Regions from separate parts of the Mus musculus genome. Here regions 1, 2 and 4 are each linked to region 3. Evidence: chromatin loops called from intact Hi-C (ENCODE). Cell type or tissue: gastrocnemius. All regions are shown on one strand.

Evidence for each region. A loop is a pair of places that touch in the nucleus more often than their neighbours do. Peaks named below come from ENCODE experiments on the same cell type or tissue, not always from the same donor. Only the 100,000 strongest peaks of a DNase experiment are listed, where the experiment ranks them.
Region 1: a loop joins it to region 3, with 6 times the contacts of the local background. A loop is called at or near these places in 34 of 42 quality-filtered maps.
Region 2: it touches region 3 in a loop (11-fold over the local background); 39 of 42 quality-filtered maps call a loop at or near these places.
Region 4: a loop joins it to region 3, with 21 times the contacts of the local background. A loop is called at or near these places in 32 of 42 quality-filtered maps.

The regions. Positions count from the first base shown.
Region 1 is chr15:6,077,991-6,082,990 of GRCm38, reverse strand. No RefSeq gene overlaps it. Among named protein-coding and RNA genes, the nearest start is that of Gm41259, 36 kb to the right of the region's middle. In gastrocnemius, a CTCF peak has its summit at 2,072 (motif pointing right); a DNase peak (open chromatin) is centred at 2,068; H3K4me3 peaks cover 991 bases; H3K27ac peaks cover 1,362 bases.
Region 2 is chr15:5,913,246-5,918,245 of GRCm38, reverse strand. No RefSeq gene overlaps it. Among named protein-coding and RNA genes, the nearest start is that of Gm41259, 130 kb to the left of the region's middle. In gastrocnemius, a CTCF peak has its summit at 2,762 (motif pointing right); a DNase peak (open chromatin) is centred at 2,787.
Region 3 is chr15:5,233,930-5,238,929 of GRCm38, reverse strand. It overlaps Ptger4 (prostaglandin E receptor 4 (subtype EP4)), which reads left to right. Exons shown (of 3, transcript NM_008965.2): 3 at 3,708-5,000. The coding sequence ends at 4,298. Among named protein-coding and RNA genes, the nearest start is that of Ptger4, 7.8 kb to the left of the region's middle. In gastrocnemius, a CTCF peak has its summit at 2,203 (motif pointing left); DNase peaks (open chromatin) are centred at 2,200, 3,228 and 3,995; H3K4me3 peaks cover 2,598 bases; H3K27ac peaks cover 1,883 bases.
Region 4 is chr15:6,207,061-6,212,060 of GRCm38, reverse strand. No RefSeq gene overlaps it. Among named protein-coding and RNA genes, the nearest start is that of Gm23139, 58 kb to the right of the region's middle. In gastrocnemius, a CTCF peak has its summit at 2,561 (motif pointing right); a DNase peak (open chromatin) is centred at 2,567.

The DNA of each region.
Region 1 (5,000 bases), 840 kb before region 3:
TCTCCCTTCTGAGCCCTGGAAGTACAAGAAAGGGACACATACCATCAGGTGTTTTATGGGTGCTTGAAATACAGATTCAGGTGTCATTACATTTAGGAAGCAAGTGTTTTCCTGCTAAGCCAGTCTCCTGGCCTTAGCTTCTTATTTTTTCCTCATGGTGACTGAGTTTGAGAAATTTCTCATGTATCGTAGAGTTTCAGTGATCAGAACAACATGGAACTGGCACAAAAAGAGATGTATAAAGCCATGGGACACAGTAAAGCATCCAGAGATAAATCCATAAATACAATCTACTAATTCTGAACAAGGATGCCAGGAATACAAAATAAGAAAATGGCAAGCTGTCAAACTAATGAAGCTCATATACAAAACAATGAAACTGAACCATTAGATTATATAATACACACAAGCTAACAAAAAATGGATGAAGATTTAATTATAGGGCTGGAAACCACAAACATTCTAGAAGAAAACACTGGCACAACTGTACAACTGGTCTTGGCATGATTTTACCAATATTATTTCCCAAAGCATAGGCAATGCAAAACAAAACAACTAAATAGGACTCCGTAAAGTATACATTTCTGAGTTAGTACAATTTGACTTTAAATATCAGTCATCCTACTACATGTAAAGGTATAGCTTATTTTTGCTTTGATTTCCAGATATTTTTTTAAAAAATGTGTGTGTGTGTGTGTGTGTGTGTGTGTGTGTGTGTGTGGTGTGTATAGGCTGAGTATGCCTTGAATTCAACTTGTAGACCTTATAAAGGAAACCAACATGATGCATGAAAATATGTTCAAGCCATTTGTCTAATAGGACATTAATATTTAAAGGGAAATATCTAAAATTGCAAACATTGAGGCAGTTTCAATTGAACAGGCAAGTGCACAGTGGATAACTTTGCAAATTTGGTATATGGATAAACAACAGTTAAATGAAAACTGGTGTGGCATTAAAGCTCTGTTTGCCCATGCTCTATCGTTTTACTTGCCAAAACAAAGCTTTGCTGATTTTGCCGTTCAAAATATGCCTTATCAGCTTCAAAATTACCTTTCATATAGGATTCAGTGGTCCTACACTGGTGACCACGAGATAAGTCAGAGCCCCACAAAGAAATTGTTTAGAGATGCACCAGAGATGTTGTTAACTGGGAGCCATTTAGGAACTGAAAGGAAACCAGGAGTTAAATAATACTTAAACAATATTTAGTTTTACTAGATGCTCTAACATTATTTTGTCCACGTAAAGAGACTATTTCTGTCTTTATGGTGTGATGTTATATGGTCTCTATGTTACTTGGTTTGCCTCTTCGCCTTTCCCTTCCACTCCAGCCCGAAATGACTTGTTGTTCAGCAGCCGATAGAAAGTTGTTTGAGTCAGCTAAAAGATCATCGTGAGCACTTGAGAGTTTTGAGGCCTGAGAAGACAGCCAGCTTGCATGACTAGGTTGGGTGACTTCTTCCTGTTTGCTGACGAATGTTTGCATGTTTGGCAGAATGCGGTTTAAGGGTTGCTTCCATTGTAACAAGCCTTCTGTTGGTAGGAGGCACATAGTGTTCTCTCTCAGCTGGAAGCCTTCCACACAAACCAAAACAAAACTGAAAACAAAACAACGAAAATCCTTCCTAGTTTCTAAAAGGCAAATTTGCCTTACTCTGGTCTGCCTCTGTAAGATTTTATCATTGACTTGCCATTGGAACGTTTTGTTCTCTGGATGTTCTTCTCATAATAATTCACTAAACATCAAAGAGGAACTCCACTGACCCCTTAATAATGAGATGCTTCCCTCTGGCTTCAGACCATGTCTATGAAAAAGTAACTCATTCACGGAGATCTGTCCAGCATGAGCATTTTGTTTGGATTTTAGCTATCTTTTCTCCTGAGTTATGAGGGTGTTTTAGACACACTATGAATCTGATTGAAACACTATTTTTGCAGTGAAATTCAGTAAGTGTGTTTTACCCAGGATCAGTTAGTGTGGTCACTAAACAGGATCCTACCTGAGTGTGTTGTCAGGACACAATACTATAGCTCTCTGGCCACTCTTCCGAGTTCTCTCCTCTGCCCTGTGTGCAGCAGAGGGCAGTAGTGAACTGTGCATTTTATGTGGTTTCTTTCTCCAGAAACACAAACCAAGTCAGTATAATAACAGTAATCTTGAACATGCCCATTATTGAATAATATTTTTTCTTTTGAACAAATCATCATTTACTTAGGTCACACACCCATATATAGCTTTTAATTTCTGATCTGAGACTTAACACTATAATTCATGCAATTTAGGATTTGAATATAGTATTGTTTTGCAAATAGACATTCACAAGTCAAATGTGGACAAGAAAAAATATAATTGTCTTAAGGAAATCTTGAGCATGTGCAATACAGACACACACCCACACATCTCTCTCTCTCTCTCTCTCTCTCTCTCTCTCCATATATATATGTATGTGATGGCATATATAAAATATAAAGCTTATACTCTTCCTCAAGGAAACATGTTCTCCCTTATCATCCTTCCAAGTAAATGAAATGTTTCTTATCAAATATAGTAACATGAATAGAAGATTTCTCCCCATAGGCTTATATATTTAACACTTTGTCCCCATTGCTGGTGCTTTTGGGGGACGCCATGGAAGTTTCAGGACAAGAAACTCACTGCAGGAAGAGCTTTACTGGGGAGGTCTTTGAGAGTAACTAGCCTTCCTTGTTCCATTTCCACATTGCTGTCCAGCTTTCGCTTTTCTGTTGCCCTCTAGGCCTCATGCTTTTGTTGAGCACTGTGGCGCCTTTCTCTCCCATTACTGATTTTCCTTCTCAGTGCTAGGTCAAAATAAACTCTTTCTTTTATAAGTTGCTTTGGTCATTGTGCTTTTATCATGGCAACAAAATCATGACATTGATAAAACTTAAAGATTATAAAATTATATGCTAGGAATGCCTTCCCCACATCTCAGTATCTATTTTTTACTTTCTTTGAGTTTGTTAGTTTCATCTTTTTGCTTTTTTTTTTGTCTGTGTGTATGGGAGGATAGCATACACTGGCTTTCTGAGTGCTGATGATGGCAGAGACACATTACTATACCTTGGTAATTTCAACGTTCTAGCATTTCTTTTAACTCGATACAAGATATGTTTTAACAGGAATGTTTAGTCAATTTACATTGATTCCACAGTAAATTACCTATTCAACATTAAATGCTTTCCTCAGATTGGAGTTCTTCAGTATTTTCCATCTCATTGAAAAGCACAGGCAGTCTCTAGATGGTCCATCTGGGGATCCATCCCATAATCAGCCTCCAAACGCTGACACCATGGCATACACTAGCAAGATTTTGCTGAAAGGACCCTGATATAGCTGTCTCTTGTGAGGCTATGCTGGGGCCTAGCAAACACAGAAGTGGATGCTCACAGTCAGCTATTGGATGGAACACAGGGCCCCCAATGGAGGAGGTAGAGAAAGTACCCAAGGAGCTGAAGGGATCTGCAACCCTATAGGTGGAACAACAATATGAACTAACCAGTACCCCTGAGCTCTTGTCTCTAGCTGCATGTGTATCAGAAGATGGCCTAGTCAGCCATCATTGGGAAGAGAGGCCCATTGGTCTTGCAAACTTTATATGCCTCAGTACAGGGGAACGCCAGGGCCAAGAAATGGGAGTGGGTGGGTGGGGGAGCGGGTGAGAGAGCGTGTGGGGGACTTTTGGGATAGCATTGGAAATGTAAATGAGGAAAATACCTAGTTAAAAAAAAAAAGATATCCTGGACTGCGTGTAACGAATTGTAAAATCTGCCCAATGATCCTGAGAAAGTCATGAAAATTTATAAAGTCGCATTTATAAAGCTAAGATAAAAGCTCTTGCCTCAAAGGGTTTTGTGATCATCGATATTAGTTTCTGGGTATTAAAAAATATCTTATAAACTCTGAAAAAAAAAAAAAGAAAGAAAAGCACCGGCACCAACGCAAACGCGAGTACCTGTCGCAATTCTGTCTCATGCATACCTAGCAAACCTGTCCTGTTTGCAAGTGTTGCTAATTATCCCTCCAACATAAATCCACTTTCCTCTCCCAATCTCCCTAATCCATCACTGTTTCTTATTTAGGTCCTACATGCCTCTGTATTATTTCGTGTCGTATGTTTCCATCGAAAAGCAAAATTTGTATCTTAAAAATGTTAATAATATCATGAAGTCTTTATACTTAAATTTTTGTATGCATTTTTATGACAATTTAGCCTACGTATAAATTTATGCATTCACCCAAACCTATAATTTTACTCTGCATCCCAACTACTCTGAGGACAGTTCTCTCTCTGACTCTTCTGTGCATCCACACTACCTTACTAACATTTAAAGTACCAGGTTCAGTCTTTTGTTCAGGACCTTTGTATTTGCTTTCGCTCTGCTTTTAGCATCTCCTAACCCAGCTTCTAACGTTTTGAGTTCCTTTAATAGGGGATGCCTCCGTTCCTGTAGCTCTACCCCATGAGGGTTTCTTCAACAATTCTGTGGGAGTAAACTACCCTCTACTTTATCTCTTTCACTTAGTCATAGATGGCACCCAAGCTGTAGAAGATATTCCTGAAGATATCACAACACTAAAGTGTTAAGGGAATATATCAATTTTATGAACTTTCATGCATTTCATTGTGCCAATGTGCATGAAAGAGAATCATTTGTCAAGTCAAAAGTCAAAATAATCTAATATTTATGGTGAAACATTTCTTTATCTGAAGAATGTTTTTGTCTGTTAGAATATTGAATATAAGGATACGTGAGAGCAGACAGCTAAGACTAATAAAAGCAAATGAGGAGAGGTGAGGTTTGCATCACCGAGAAAATACAATGAGATTAATGGATGGAGTCATTGGTGAAATACAAGTAAACCTATAGAAACATACACTTCGTATTTACTAAAATGGGTGTGGTGAATGTATAGGAAATGCCCTGTGAAGTTGGAATTATTATCAATTATTCATGGAAATGTACAATAATGACTC
Region 2 (5,000 bases), 680 kb before region 3:
GTTTTGGCTCATAAAAATAATCAGTTGTGCTGAAATATACATTTACTATTTTGGGCTATCGTTTATTTAATCTTTCAGTTGGGTTATCTAATGACTGATGACAAAAGCAAATAGAACTGTATAGTCTACCAAATTTAAACTCACTACTATTTAATAATTCAAATACCTTGCACTGATATCATTCAGTCCTTGTGAACTCTTATTCATTTCCTCTACTTCCCACTCCCTCTTCATCAAATGTAACATCTCAAAGGAATACTTTCTTAGACATTTATGTTGCAACTTAGATACCAAGATGCCCAAAGCCATGTACATACATATCAGGTCCATGTCACTTCTTTTATACTCCTGCAACCCAAAGGGGATGGTTTTCTCTACAACTTGGCAAAAGTAAATCTGTCTGCTCTGATTTGCTAAGCATTTCTACTCATGTCTCTTTTTGTCTTTATCTATTCTTCCTGTGTTTCATTTGCCAACCTAGTAATCAATCTATGGCTACAGGAAGAGCCAGTTTCTAGTATATCCACCTTGAAATACAGCTTCTGTGCTCTGTCTGCTTTACCCCAACTGCACCATGAACTGGTTCCAAGCCCTGAGTTACCATGGCATAATTCCCCAAACTCTAAGCTTGTCAGAGAATCTTACACAAGTAGCATCTTGCCATTTGTATTTGCAGTGCTTTCCTACCTTGTGGTACACGCTCATATAACTTGTAGTCTCCTCACCTTCTATGCCCTTACATCTGGGCACGCTGTCCTTTCATGCAAAGTCATATTTAAACCCCTATTTACATTTCCCAAATGCCTGCCATAGCTTACTTAACATTCATTACAAACAGAATAATGGCATTGTATTACTTTGTGTATGCCTTTCCTCAGAAACTTATCAAAGTTTTTCAGAACTGCAACAGTCTCAGAAGACCTGCCAACCCTCCCATTCTAAGCTACGTCATTTCCCATGCCAGCCATACCCACCCTAATCCCCTCAATCTGAACTCTTCCCCTCCTTCAAACCCCTATTTAAGGCTTTGTAAACTCCCAAGAAATCCCTCCAGTGAAAACATTTCTCTTAGTTATCTGGTGTCTGATCACTGATGCAGTAGGTGCTAACCTTAGATAAAGATCTTCACATGCAAACCAGACCCACCCCCCCCCTTTTTTTTTTCATGAAAGTCCCTTACAAGAAACTTTACTAATTCAGAGCACTCCACAAACTCTACAGATTTTCTGGCCCTTTCCTTAAAACGTTCTTTCTAGACGTAAGACAATCTGAATAGTCAGATGCATGGAGTTATAGACTTATCAAAGATTTACTTCACAATTAGCTACAATGTCTTCTTTTTACAGAAATGGAAAAGATGTCCTCAAATTTACTGACAAACACGTTGCCAAATAATCATTAATATTCCTTCTGCTTATATACAAGGGCATATCACCATGCTCCTGTCTATTCTCTCCATCCCTCTTCCCTTCTCTCTCAGACACACACACATGCACACATGCACACACACATACACCTATATTACATGGTGTACAGTTATCTCCCATCCTCCCCTAGGTTTCAGAAAGATAGAAATCACAGCTTCTTTTTATTCATTTCTTCTTTTTAAAAACAAACAAAATTCAATCAACTTAGTTTCTTCACTATCAGAAAGAGTGGACATTGGCTGAGTGAGGGGTTCACACTTGCTAATACTCCCTTAAGCTAAACCTGTGGTCTCTCTTCTGTCACCCTGAACTTGTTTCTATTGGCAAAGGTCTCATTCACTCACGTCACCGGTAGTCATATCCAGGGATTTGTGGTCAGAATGGAGTCTAGTGTGCTGTTTCCTCTTATGGTTTTGCTCTATGTTTCTCTAGCTTTTCCCCTGCCAAGAGGTGACTGGAAGTTTCTTGAACAATTGAAACAATGGTCATATCTGCTCACTGGAGAGACAGATACTTCAATAAGATCTGTCATTTTAGGATAACATAGATGACTAATCCTATCCCTTCCTTTCCTGGCTTCAGTGCACGCTTCGTGATCAACAATAACTTCTGTAATTACTTTAAAGAGAATAAAGTTAGCCTTTTCCTCTACTAGGCACAAAAGGCTGTGTTCTCCTTCTCTGTGGCCCTTAATGACACAGGGTATAGAAGGCTGTGTTCTCCCTCTTTGTGGTCCTTGACATGTACCTGAATTGCCCCTGCCCTGTGCCTGCAGTGAACGAAGATGTTGCAGCCTCGTCAATTTTCCTACAAAAGCATTCACTTTCTTAATATTGACTTAAACTATTTTTGAAAGGGCATCAAAAATAGACTCTCTGTGGGAATGAGATACATGAAGCTTTCACGCAAGCCTTAGTTGAAGCTGCATGACATTCACCTGTGTCTCACTACCAGTCCAATGTCTTATAACACCTCCTACTGGGTCAAATGCTTTCACGATTATATCTTAATTGATCAAACATCTTTTCTAAGGTTAGTTTGCTATACTTCTGTTTTGTCTCCATGTAAGAAACAAGTATAGGCAAGTAGGGTTTTGTTTGTTTTTGTTTTACATTGTGTCTTCAAGTTAATCTTAAGAATTTAATATAGATCATATACCTTGATTTTGTAAATGTATTGATGAGGAATTTGTATTCATGAGTAAATATTGATTCCATGAATTGTAACTTGGAATATAAATAAGTATTTATTACCTTTGCCTAGTTTCCTGCTGTGTATAGTTATGGAATACTGAGGATAATTTTTTTCCTCATCCATGAATACTTCTTGGCTCAGGTGTTTATCCACCAGCAGAGGGCACAATGCACATTAAGATTTGGGACTTCAAACTGAACGTCCGTTTCTTCCTGGGTCACCTGCAATCTGTTCATTTACACTCAGGTCATTCCTAAAGACAGCACAACACAGAATCATTCAGATAACACAGCAAAAATGTGTTTTATTGTTTTGATCATCACCTATAGCTAGAGAAGAAAAGAATACCATATCTGTTATGATGAATATGCCGTCTTATTCATAATTTCAGGAAAGATAGGTCCATTCTTTTGTAGTTTTAGTAACCATCATATCGGGGTGTTTAAAAACTCAACATATAATCAGATAAAATTAAAATTCTCATATGTAAACAGTGTATAAATAACATAAGTCTAATCTACATGTTATAACTTTGTATCATAACAAATGCACCCTTTTCAGAATTCTCTTTGTTCTAGAAAAATGTTCAAGGCTTTTCACAAATCATTTATTCTCTCTCAAGGGAGTCTGACTTTGTAATTTGTAAAATATTTTTGTTTATTTAAGTCAAGAAATCTCTGGTTTTCACAGATGTCTTCCATATAAGAAAAAATATTACTGCCCTCAATGCAATCCTTTATTGAAAATTTCCTGGCTGAATACTCATGGGTTACAAAAGAACATGATTGGTAGTCTCCAATAAAACCTCGAAGGAGGAACAGAAAATTGAAATGTCACATTTTGATTAAGTCCTGTCACTTCTACATCTCATATGCATAACCAGAGTGTTTACCTCCTGGTCATATACCAACACAGAATCAGGAGTGCAAACACCTCCTGTCACAGTTAGTGTTGGTCTGAGGAAGAATTCACCCACACACACACACACGCACACACGCACACACATTTATGTACATAAATACAGATAGACACTAGGCCATTATCTTCAAAATTCTTATAAAACAAAATAAACTATAATTTTGGAGATAGCTTAGTTATTAAAGAGCTTACTGTGCAAGCAGAAAGACCTGACTTTGGATCACCAGCATCCACATAAAAAGACAGGCAGGGTAACTTGTATCAGCAGCCTCAGTTCTAGAGAGGCAGAGCCATGAGGAGCCTTGGAGTCCACTGAGCAGCTAGTGTAACCCAATCAGTGAGCTACAGAGTCAATGAGGACCATTTCTTGACCATTTCTTGAAAAATAAAACAAAGACTTCTGGAAGAAGATGCCTGTGGTCTGTAGAAGCACACACATATATGTGCAGATGCACCCACAAACACACATAGGCGCATGCACGGACCAAGAATACGTACATTCACACGAACCACATATATGAATGTTCAGCTAGCAATAGTGCATTACAGACATCATTCACCATTTGCCTCACTAAATATTGTCATCACTAATAAGTTAAGCAGTATGAAATCACTGGCACTTGATCCCTTTTTTGTCTGATTCATTTTTCCTTTATCATTTTATACAATAAAATGTAAAGCAAATAAATTGTCATCTGTCCAATTTATTTTTCTCTATACTCAATTGTTAGTTTTCTGTTTATAATACTATATAGAAATATGTAGTAGTTAGGGATGGGGACCTGGGGGTAGCCACTAGAAAGTCTCAGATACCAGAGAAACAAGAGGCTCACAGGACCCAAAAGAGCTGACTTTAGCCGATATACACAACAAAGAGGAGATAGAACCTGTTGGGAGATAGGGCCACCCACTCATCTCAAAATGTTTAACCCAGAAATGTTCCTGTCTAAACGAAAGACAGGGACAAAATACTGGAACAGAGACTGAAGAGAAGGTCTTCTAGAGACCACCCCACCTAGGGATCCATTCCTTTCTGCAGACACCAAACCCACATACTATTGTTGATGACAAGAAGCGCTTGCTGAGTCCAGTATAGCTGTTCCCCGAGAGGGAACACCTGACCAATACAGATGCAAACACTCAGAGCCAACCATTGAACTGAGCCCAGGAACCCCAATGGAAGAGCTAGGGGAAGGAATGGAGGAGCTGAAGGGGATTGTAACCTTATAAGAAGAACAATATCAACTAACTGGACCACTCAGAGCTCTCAGAGACAAAACAATCAACAAGAGTATACATGGAAATGGCTCCAGATATATATGCAACAGAGGATTGCCTTATCTGATATCAATGGGAGGGGTGCTCCTTGATCCTGTGGATGTTTGATGCCCCAGAGTAAGGGTATGTTATAGGGGTGAGATAGGAGTGGGTAAGTGGGTGGAGGAGCACCCTCATATAGGC
Region 3 (5,000 bases):
TGAAAATGCACAGGTAAAAGGGAGGTGATTAATTTAGATGCCACTGTAGCAAAACCAATGAGATGGATCACTTTTCTAAAAAAAAAAAAAAAATGCAACCAAGTTTTAAAAGAACTGCGCTTCCTAGAAGCAATGTTTGAGTCATAATGTGAAACGGAAGGCCTTTAGGAGCCCTGGGAGGACTGCAGAGCAGTACAGAAAAACAGGGTTTTGCCAAACCCAGCAGCTTGTTGGAATCAGCTCAGTGGCTCATGTCCCTACCCACTCCACGCCTCTGTTTCCCCAGCTGCAGATGAAGAACTGTGTCTAACTGGATGGCTGGGAATGAATCTTTCTTCAGTTCTTCTCATCATCTTTACTGACATCTCAAGCTTTGCTTTTATTGAACATCTATAACAGGACATTGTCTCCCTTAGAGCTGAAATGTGAAAGCTGTGAATTAGGAATGCAAAACAACTTTTAAAATAGATTCACAATGTAGATATTAACCAGTAGGGATTAGGCGACTGGCATGCAATGAATGACCCGTTAGTAGCCTAGAAGTAACAAGAAATACAGTCTCATACCACCACTCAGTTAAGGGCATTTTCCTTGGCCATTTGTTTTCCAGGGGTGTGGTGAGGACTTCTAGTAACAGCTGTGTCAATTCTAGGCTCTTCACAAGGCAACGAGATAACAGAGCACACAGAGATAATTCCTTTCCTGTGCTTGGAACAGAACAAGTAGCCCTATGCTCAAATCCAGTGACAGAGCCTGCCGTTAACTAGACGGCGTTTCAATTCAGACAATCAATTATTACATTAGTCTAGTCAAGAGTTCAACAATGCAAGTCAACATTCCCTTCGAACAGGTTATTCTTAAGTATGTTTTGAATGCCAGCCATCAGCTGTACCCCGAAGCTGTGTTTTACCTGCAGTTATCCGTGTAGTCTGCAGGGGCCAGGTTTCCACACGTGGGTTAATAAGAAAATAGTAAGGTGATGAAATACACGCTGGTCCTAGGTGTTGTTCCAAGCACTGTAAGAATGTATGCACAGCTCAGAGTGGTGGCTCACACCTTTAAGACCAGCACTCCTGAGATAGAGGCAGGGAAAGCTCTGTGGGTTCCAGGCCAGCCAGGGGTACATAGAGAAGCCCTGTCTCGAAACAACAACAACAATAACAACAAAAAGATCCAAACCACTTAAGTATAAATGATAAACACCTACACATCACAGCCTAACGATGGAGAGGTTTGTCCAGTCAGGCCTCTCTACCACATTACCATACACCCTCCCATCAACTTTCCTGAAGCCATACCTCTCACTTTATTGGAGCCCCTCCAAGTGCTATTTCAGTGCTCCTGGGCTTACTGTCTGATCAGTCTTAAGATGTTCGGAACTGTTGAATCGCTGCCAATATGAGGCACAAGTGACAGTCTCAAGGCCTGCAGCCGCTCGTGGTCTGAAGTGGAAGGAAGCAGCTTCATTTGTATTCAGCAAGGTTTTTAGAAGTTTCCTCCCGCCCCCTCTGACTCAAAGGTTCTGTTTGATCAGCAACACGTGCTTCCACAACTGGGCTTTTGAGAAATTTTTATGTGAATTTGGAATTATTTATTGAATTTATTCTGCACTTTTGGGAATTAAGCTTCAGGGTTCATGCATGCTAGGCCACTGAATCGTATCCTAGCCCAGAATGCTATACTCTATACCCATCCATATGCTACCCCTATGAGCTCTCATTTACTGAAAGACATTACAACATATATATACATATACATATATGTGTATATATATACATACATATATACACATATGTGTGTGTGTGTGTGTATGCCTTGTTTTCATTCCCTTTTATAGCTGTCAAATTTAATTATGGCTGAAGATAAAATGAAACAATACATCATTCATTTTTTTTACAACATTGACTTAATTTAAAAACAAAATGTGAATTCTTCATGCGTTCCTTTAAGTAACTACAGCTTTTTGTTTTAACCGTTCAGAAATTTCCTCTTTTCAGAGGTAAACCGTGTTTCCTTTGAGGTTTTGGTGGAGAAGCAACCAGTATAAAAACATGTTAAGATATATCATTCAAAGTCCAAACTTAACCAAGATTCTGTTTTAAAAGCTTCTTTCACAAAACAAAGCAAAACAAAACAAAACAAAACAAAACCTGTCCCAGGAGAGACAGCACTAGCCGCTCCAGAGTGAGGCAACACTGCCCTCTGGAGGCTGATTAGCGTGTCCGTTTCACACAAACCCTGCCACCGACAGGGCTACCAGCCCGTTCCTACCCAACACTTCTTTCATCTTTAGAAACATCCCCTGCTGTTTAATTTCCATCATTTTTACTGATCTGCCCTCAAGAGAACAAGATGAATTTCATCTGAAGTCCATTTGACTCTTTTATTCTACAAGACTTGCGGTTGATAATCCTTTCTCCAAAATCTTTAGAGTTCACAATTCCGTGGCTCCTAGAAGAGTAGCTGCTAACAACATATCGGAACCGATAGAAATTTAGGTTAGGTTTTTACAAGTTTTACAACCAATATATTTCCAAAACCAGTGGGGAAAAACAATGACTACTAAGAACACTGGGGACGTGCAAGGACTCTTGGGCATTTGCCTAAATGGGATCAATGAAGAAACAGACATAGAGTTGTATCATTGGCTCAGATCATCAAGAAATAAGTTGCATATAAATTGAATTTTACAAATTAATTTAAAAATATATCTTTAATTTTTTAAAGCTTTTACCCAAATTGCTATTTTTCTTAACATATCCATGCCCTTTTCTGGTAAGCAATATAGCATGAATCATTAGTTATTACACCAAACACCATGACAGTGAAAACATCAAGTCTTGTTACAAACGTTTGTTTCTAATTGCTACAGGCTCTTTGTGGGTGCTCATTCGCCCTTTAAAACTGGTATTCCTCTTTCCTGACTACGAGAATAACTTTTTATTTCTTCCTCACCTAAAATAATTCCCACGAGCAGGGCAGTGATTATGATCTCAGAGCTTCACTTTACCTGGGTTACAAGCAAGTTTTACAACACATTGGGAATACACTTGAGAGTACTAACAAGTGCTTTCTCCGCTAAGGAATGCTAACATTGCCTAGGCTTATGGTGACCTGGCTCATTCCAGTGAATCATCCGGCTTTCCTGGAGGATGACATAGCATTTCACTCTTCCATGACTCTGCACTTTCTCTCTGCCTGCCGAATCTTATTTCCTTCCGTGGGAAGCTGGCAGACTGCCCCTCCTCCATCAAAGCCCAATGCTATTGCTTCTCAGGAAGGGCTCTTCCCGAGCCTGCCCACGTGCAGTAGCTGAGAGACAGTAACACTATGTAACTACTAGGGAGAGCAGGGAGAGCTAGGACTGACCCAAGCGGACACCATCTCGCTGAAAACATAGTTCTCCAGTGATTCTGGGTGACAGGAGAGATCGTCGGTGGGTCAAAACAACAAAGCATTTTCTCTGGGGGTAAAGCATAGACAACTCAGCTTTTTGTAATGATTTCACCGTTAATTGGCTTACAAAATGAGTCTCCTTTAAAATACAGTAACTAGCTTGTTGTGTCAACTGCTGTAGCAGAGCAGGCATTCCCACATGAGAGCAGCTACATCACGTCACGTGGCAAAGATAAATGGAGCACTTAAGTATTTTGCCAAATTGCATAATTATAAAAATTTCAACGTGGGCCTGCCTCTCGTTTACACAGGTGCGAGTGTTCATTAACCAGTTATATCAGCCAAACGTGGTGAAAGACATCAGCAGAAACCCAGATTTGCAGGCCATCAGGATTGCTTCTGTGAACCCCATCCTGGACCCCTGGATTTACATCCTTCTTCGGAAGACTGTGCTCAGTAAAGCCATAGAGAAGATCAAGTGCCTCTTCTGCCGCATTGGCGGTTCCGGCAGAGACAGCTCGGCCCAGCACTGCTCAGAGAGTCGGAGGACATCTTCCGCCATGTCCGGCCACTCTCGCTCCTTCCTCGCCCGGGAGTTAAAGGAGATCAGCAGCACGTCCCAGACCCTCCTGTACCTGCCAGACCTGACTGAAAGCAGCCTCGGAGGCAGGAATTTGCTTCCAGGTTCGCATGGCATGGGCCTGACCCAAGCAGACACCACCTCGCTGAGAACTTTGCGAATTTCCGAGACCTCAGACTCCTCCCAGGGCCAGGACTCTGAGAGTGTCCTGTTGGTGGATGAGGTTAGTGGGAGCCACAGAGAGGAGCCTGCCTCTAAAGGAAACTCTCTGCAAGTCACATTCCCCAGTGAAACTCTGAAATTATCTGAAAAATGTATATAGTAGCTAAAGGGGGAATCTTATAAAATCCTGTGCAATAGACATACATAGCTGTACTCAGAAGGGCTGTCTTCATCTGGACTCCCACTAGAGAACAGGCGAGCTCCTGAGGGCTCTCCAAGGCTGCAGACTGAGGTCCTTGAGTGCCCAGGCTTGAAGCACATTGGCTGTCATTCTGATGTGACTCGAGATTGCAGTTGCAACTTGGCAGCTTTTTTCTACTGGACAGGAAGATGGCAGAAGCTACGCTATTGTCATAGCAAAAGAGCTTTCTATTTGGCACATACCAGGGGTCCAGCTACTGGAAGGGCTCTACCCCAAACTCTGAGGACTACCTTACAGCTGACTTAAGTGTCTCACTAAAGCATGAAATGTGAATTTTTATTGTTGGAAATATAATTTAAGGTATTTATGTTCTTCTCTGTGAGAAGGTTTATTGTTAATACAAGGTATAAAAAACACATGATATGCCCTCTCCTGCCAATATAACCAGCTAATATTGTCGATGTTATTTTTTTTTTTCCATAAACAAGTTCAGGCCAAAGTGTTGAAAACAGAGTGAAACTAATATCTATAAAATAGATATAAATTTTTAAAATAGTTTAGTATCATCAAAGAAAAAATAAGTAGTATTTAAGATGTGAAAAATGAACAACCTAAAATATATTTTCCAAGCTATATATAATAATGAAAAATAAAAACATT
Region 4 (5,000 bases), 970 kb before region 3:
ACATGGCATACAAAATTTAAAATACTAAAGGTTAAATTTAATAAAAGACACGAGTCATGTACCACAAACATGGGTAAAAGAAACCAAATCAATGTGTTGAGATACAACTTAATAACTCCCGAGATGAAATACTTTTCTCCCTTTCCCATAGTGATACAACTTCAATGTGGTATTTGTACAAATACCATCAACATTTTCCTTTTGTGGGGGTATAAATTAATAACATATATCTACAATTTACTAGGAGATGAAATTTTTGTAAGGGAAAAACATGGGATTAAGACAGTACTTAATACCAAGACTATAAAATAACTAATATATTTAAGGAAACACCTATGTCTACAGGCCCAGTAGATTTCAGAATTTAAACCTTACATATATGTTCAAATAAAATTTTGCAGCTAGTCAAAATAATGACTTGATAATAAGAGTCCTCTTAGCAAAGGTGCCATGGTAACTGAATATGTGTAAAAGTGTTGTAATTCATCTTCTACCTCACATGGCTTATCTGAATTAACTCAAGAAAGATGATAATTCCAAATATAGAGCCTATAACTAGAAATGAAAAGAAATCCTCAAAGAAAAGAGTCCAGGTTCAAAACTGTTTGAGAGCACTGACATTTTCTAAGATGGATTTCATGTAAATGAAAAATTAAGTTTATTCTAGTACCTGAGTGCATTAAGAGCTTTAGACAAGCACACTTCCCTTGAGCAGCATTCTAACCCACAAATTAAAACATTTGCTCTGTAAAGAGGAGTTTGTAAAGATGGTAAAATGAGCCACCAGGTATGAGCTAGCCTTTGCTACGAGCTAAATTTGCAAAGCACACTTCCTCTCAAAGCTGTATCAGAAAATAAATTACAAAATACACAGAAAACATGAGTGGCAGGCACGATTAGGAATAGAATTGTGAGCGAAAAGAATGTTCTACAATACAGGTAATTAGAATGGCTAAAATAAATAAAATTGAATTTATTAGTTATTTGCCAGAATTCAACTTTGTTGACAGGACCATGAAATAATATAAACATTTGACAGTTATATTTAATTACAAATATTTATTTAATTGTTCAAGCTTTAACAACTCTAAATATTTATGAAATGGAAAGGAGAACACGTGTCTGCAGAAAGGGTACAGATACAGTGACTTTGATCTGAGATTTTGTGAAATTCTAAGGTGCATTGCAAAGGCATGAACTCGTATCATTCAGAGCAACACAGATGGATCGCAACATCTTCGTCCTAAGTACTGAATTCCAGACACGACACTTTGCATAATGCTACAATTTCGTTAACAAAACTCTAAAGAGAAAAACTGAGACCGTAAAGATTTCAGCAGTGGTTAGTAAGGGCGAGGTAGCAGTGAGTATGGAGATGGTCACGGGCACAGGGTGGTGACAAAGTTCTTTATCCCGACAGTAGTTATGAAAACAGTTAAATTTTACTGTGTAAAGTAAAAAAACTCCTAAAATTGTGCTTTTTATGATCGATGAGTTTTTATTATATACACGTTACACTTCAAAAATTTTATTGACAAACTAGTTGAAAGTCATTTACTCAGTGGGACCGCCTGCAGCCTCTGCGGCCTCACTGTCACTTACTGGGATGGTTATGTAAAATTTGCAGCAACTTGCGCAGGTTAACGGAAGCCACTAATAGTTATTAAACACTGTGTCCTGTTCTGAGTGCCTTCACAGCTTTTCCTGATTGGATCTTCCCATTACTCCTGAGAAGGTGTGATAGTACCATCTCCATATGACAAAGACTGTCTCAGTTAGGGTTTCTATTGCTGTGAAACACCATGACCAAAAAGCAATTAGGGAGGAAAGGGTTTATTTGGCTTCCATTTACAGATCATAGTCCATCACTGAAGGAAGTCAGGATAGGAACTCAAACAGGGCTGGAACCTATGGCAGGAGCTGATGCAGAGTTCGTAGAGGGGTGCTGCTTACTGGCTTTCTTTACGTGGCTTGCCCAGCCTTCTTTCTTAAAGAACCCAGGACCGCTAGCCCAGAAGTGGTCCTCCCCTACAGTGGGCTGGGCCCTCCCCCCATTGACCACTAATTGAGAAAATGCCTTATAGCTGGATCTCATGGAGGCACTTCCTCACCTGAGGCTCCTTCCTCTCTGATGACTCTAGCTTGTCTTCAGTTGTCACACAAAACCAGCCAGTTCAAAGAGAAAACGGACCCCCTAAATACTCAGCAACAGTGCATAGCAGTAAATGTACAGGCAGCCTGACTCTAGAGATCAGAGAGCACTAAAGGTTGGGTGATTTCCTAAAGCTTATCTGACATTGGACAAGATGTTTTACAAACCCTAACATTGCTCAACAGATCAGCCATTGCTTTACTGAAGTTTTGTCAGTGTAACATGTCTCTTGCAATCGAAAGCCAATCAACTGCTTGTTAATTGTAACTTTGTATTGCTTTAAGTCAAAAATACGTCTTGCAGAAATCTCTAAATCTGCTATAACATCCAGCATGAAAGTCTGTGTTTAGAGTGTTCAGAATATAGGGACAGAGTTGAAGCTTTAGTTCAAGTGCAGTTTACAAACTCTTCCAGCAGATGGCAGTACAGCCATTGTTAAAAATGTTTGCTACACAGGTGACCTTAGCTGCTTTTTTCCTTCCTTCCTTCCTTCCTTCCTTCCTTCCTTCCTTCCTTCCTTCCTTCCTTCCTTCCTTCCTTCCTTCCTTCCTTCCTTCCTTCCTCCCTCCCTCCTCCCCCTCCCACCCTTTCTTCCTTTCTTTCCTTCCTGTCCTTTCTCTCTGTTTTTGTTGGTGTTCTCTGTGATGAGTCCTTTAAGGTTGCTTTAACAATTCTACTCCAGACATAACAGTTAACGATAAAGGTTAAGCCAGGTGTCAAAGTCTTTAGATCAAACCAGGACATCCATGGTTAGGTCTTGTGAAGGGTATTCTCAGTTGTATTTGACTATAACTGAAGTGAACTGCAATCTAGAAATAGAGGGTATACATGTGACCTGGATCTTGAGGCAGAAAGACAACATGGATTTTATTCAGATCTTGAATCTGGAAGACACAGGCTTTTGATCCAGATCTTGAGGTGGGATGGCGTATAACTTTAATCCAGATCTTGAGGCATACCTTAATATATATATATATATATATTCCATAGGTTCTGTGACTCTAGAGAACCCTGACTAATACAGAAATACAGATCTGGAAAAAGGGTGATGAGAATTTGATTTTGAACTTATCCAGACAAACTAATGTCTAGAGGAGGCGGCAGTTACAGAAATGACAATTGAGCAGCCAACTGCCTATCTTGGGGTTCACAAGAAATGTCAGTCAAAGAGAAAAGGGTTTTCTTGTCAGATTTGAGCAGAGGTGTTAAACTAAATGTTTGCCAGAAGGAATGGTATGAACTTAGACTGTATTTTGAGGTACCATCTTTCAATTAATTCACATAGCTATCAATAGCTGAGTCTGCTGGTCCCATTAGAAGCACAGATCAAGCAATAGATGTGCCTGGGTCTGGTGGTGCAGGGCTGAAATCACAACAAATGGGAAGACTGAGACCAGAAAATCCCAAGCTCAAGCCAGAGGTTTAAGACCAGTCTGGACTCTGTTTCAAAGTGAACATAGCATTGCATATCTATCTCAGTCAATGGTGGAGTGCTTGTGTAGCATGTTCAAGGGCTAGATCCATCTCTGCGTGGGACAGCAGAGGTGTTGCACCAAAGAGCTTTCTGTATTGACATTGGGGTCGAGAAGAGGCATGAAAGTTTTAGAAACCTTCTCTTAAATGCTAGCACTTAGGAGAGGTCTGCAAGTCTTGTGTGCTGGGAGCCGATGGGCAAGGGGGAAGGAAACAAGAGTCATAAATAATCTGAAGACATTTAGGAAATCTGTGAAAGGAAGCCATGGCCTGTGAGCAAGTGTTGCCCAGGTTGATGGAGATAGACAGGTTATCATGAGAAAGTGGCAGAGAGAATATGGAAAGGTACAGAAGTTCCTTTTTCAAGTTGGGCAGGGAGTGGGGCTTTGGATGTGGGGGAGGGGAGATGATTCTGTAGGTTGAGTAGACACAGGAATAGAGGAAATCCTGACACAGCCTAAAGACTCAGCCCATTTGTATGTGCAGTGAAGGGGCTATTTGAAATTATACTGAAGTTGGTTTTCTCTTTCCCTTAAATGACATTTAGATAATCTAATGAAACTGTATAACCTCATTTACCAGCAGCTTTGTCAATGTCAGAATAAAATTAGACATATAATGTTAAGGCACATCTGAAAATAAGTTTTTCAATTATCTCTGCTCAGCTCCCCTCTACGGCTGATGTTTCAAGTTTGGGACAAAGGTCAGCCATGTTGGTCTCCTTTGCTGTAAGCATCCAAGAACTGACATTTTGGCCAGTGAAAGACCTAAGGGAACTGCTGTGGTATCTTTGAAGCATTTACAGTTTTGCAGTGTTCTGTAGTCAGTTCTTATGTTTCAGCTGTGAGTGAGTTTTATTATTAAACTTTTGAAAGAGCTTTCATTCTGTTCCTCTCAGCTCTTCCTAAAGGAGAAGAAGGCTTGCTGAGGACTGAGTCTTTTGCATGGGAGCTCTGGTTTTCTGGTGTCGTTACTGTGCAAAAGAATGCAAAGCCTGCCCTTGAGTCTGTCTCAGGAGGACTAGCAATTCCAGAGCAGCAAATAACTCTGGAGTTAAGCATACTGGTTTCATTAAAAACTAATATTAACAGGACAGAATTTTCAGAGGCAGTGGAAAGTGGAGAAAGGACAGGAAGAAAGTCGTATGTGGGCATCCCCAGAGAAATAGTGTCTGTTCCTACAGCACTGCTAGGCAGTTTGTTTACAAATCCATGCATACACATACTTGGTTTCAACTTAACTCTTTGAATCTCTGTTTTGTATCTGTCAACAGCCAATAAGGAACACAGATTGAAGTCTCTCCAAATATGTGTTCCAATGTGAAAACAGGTGGGTGGGTACCAGAAAAACGAGGGTGCTCTCCTATAGATTTTAG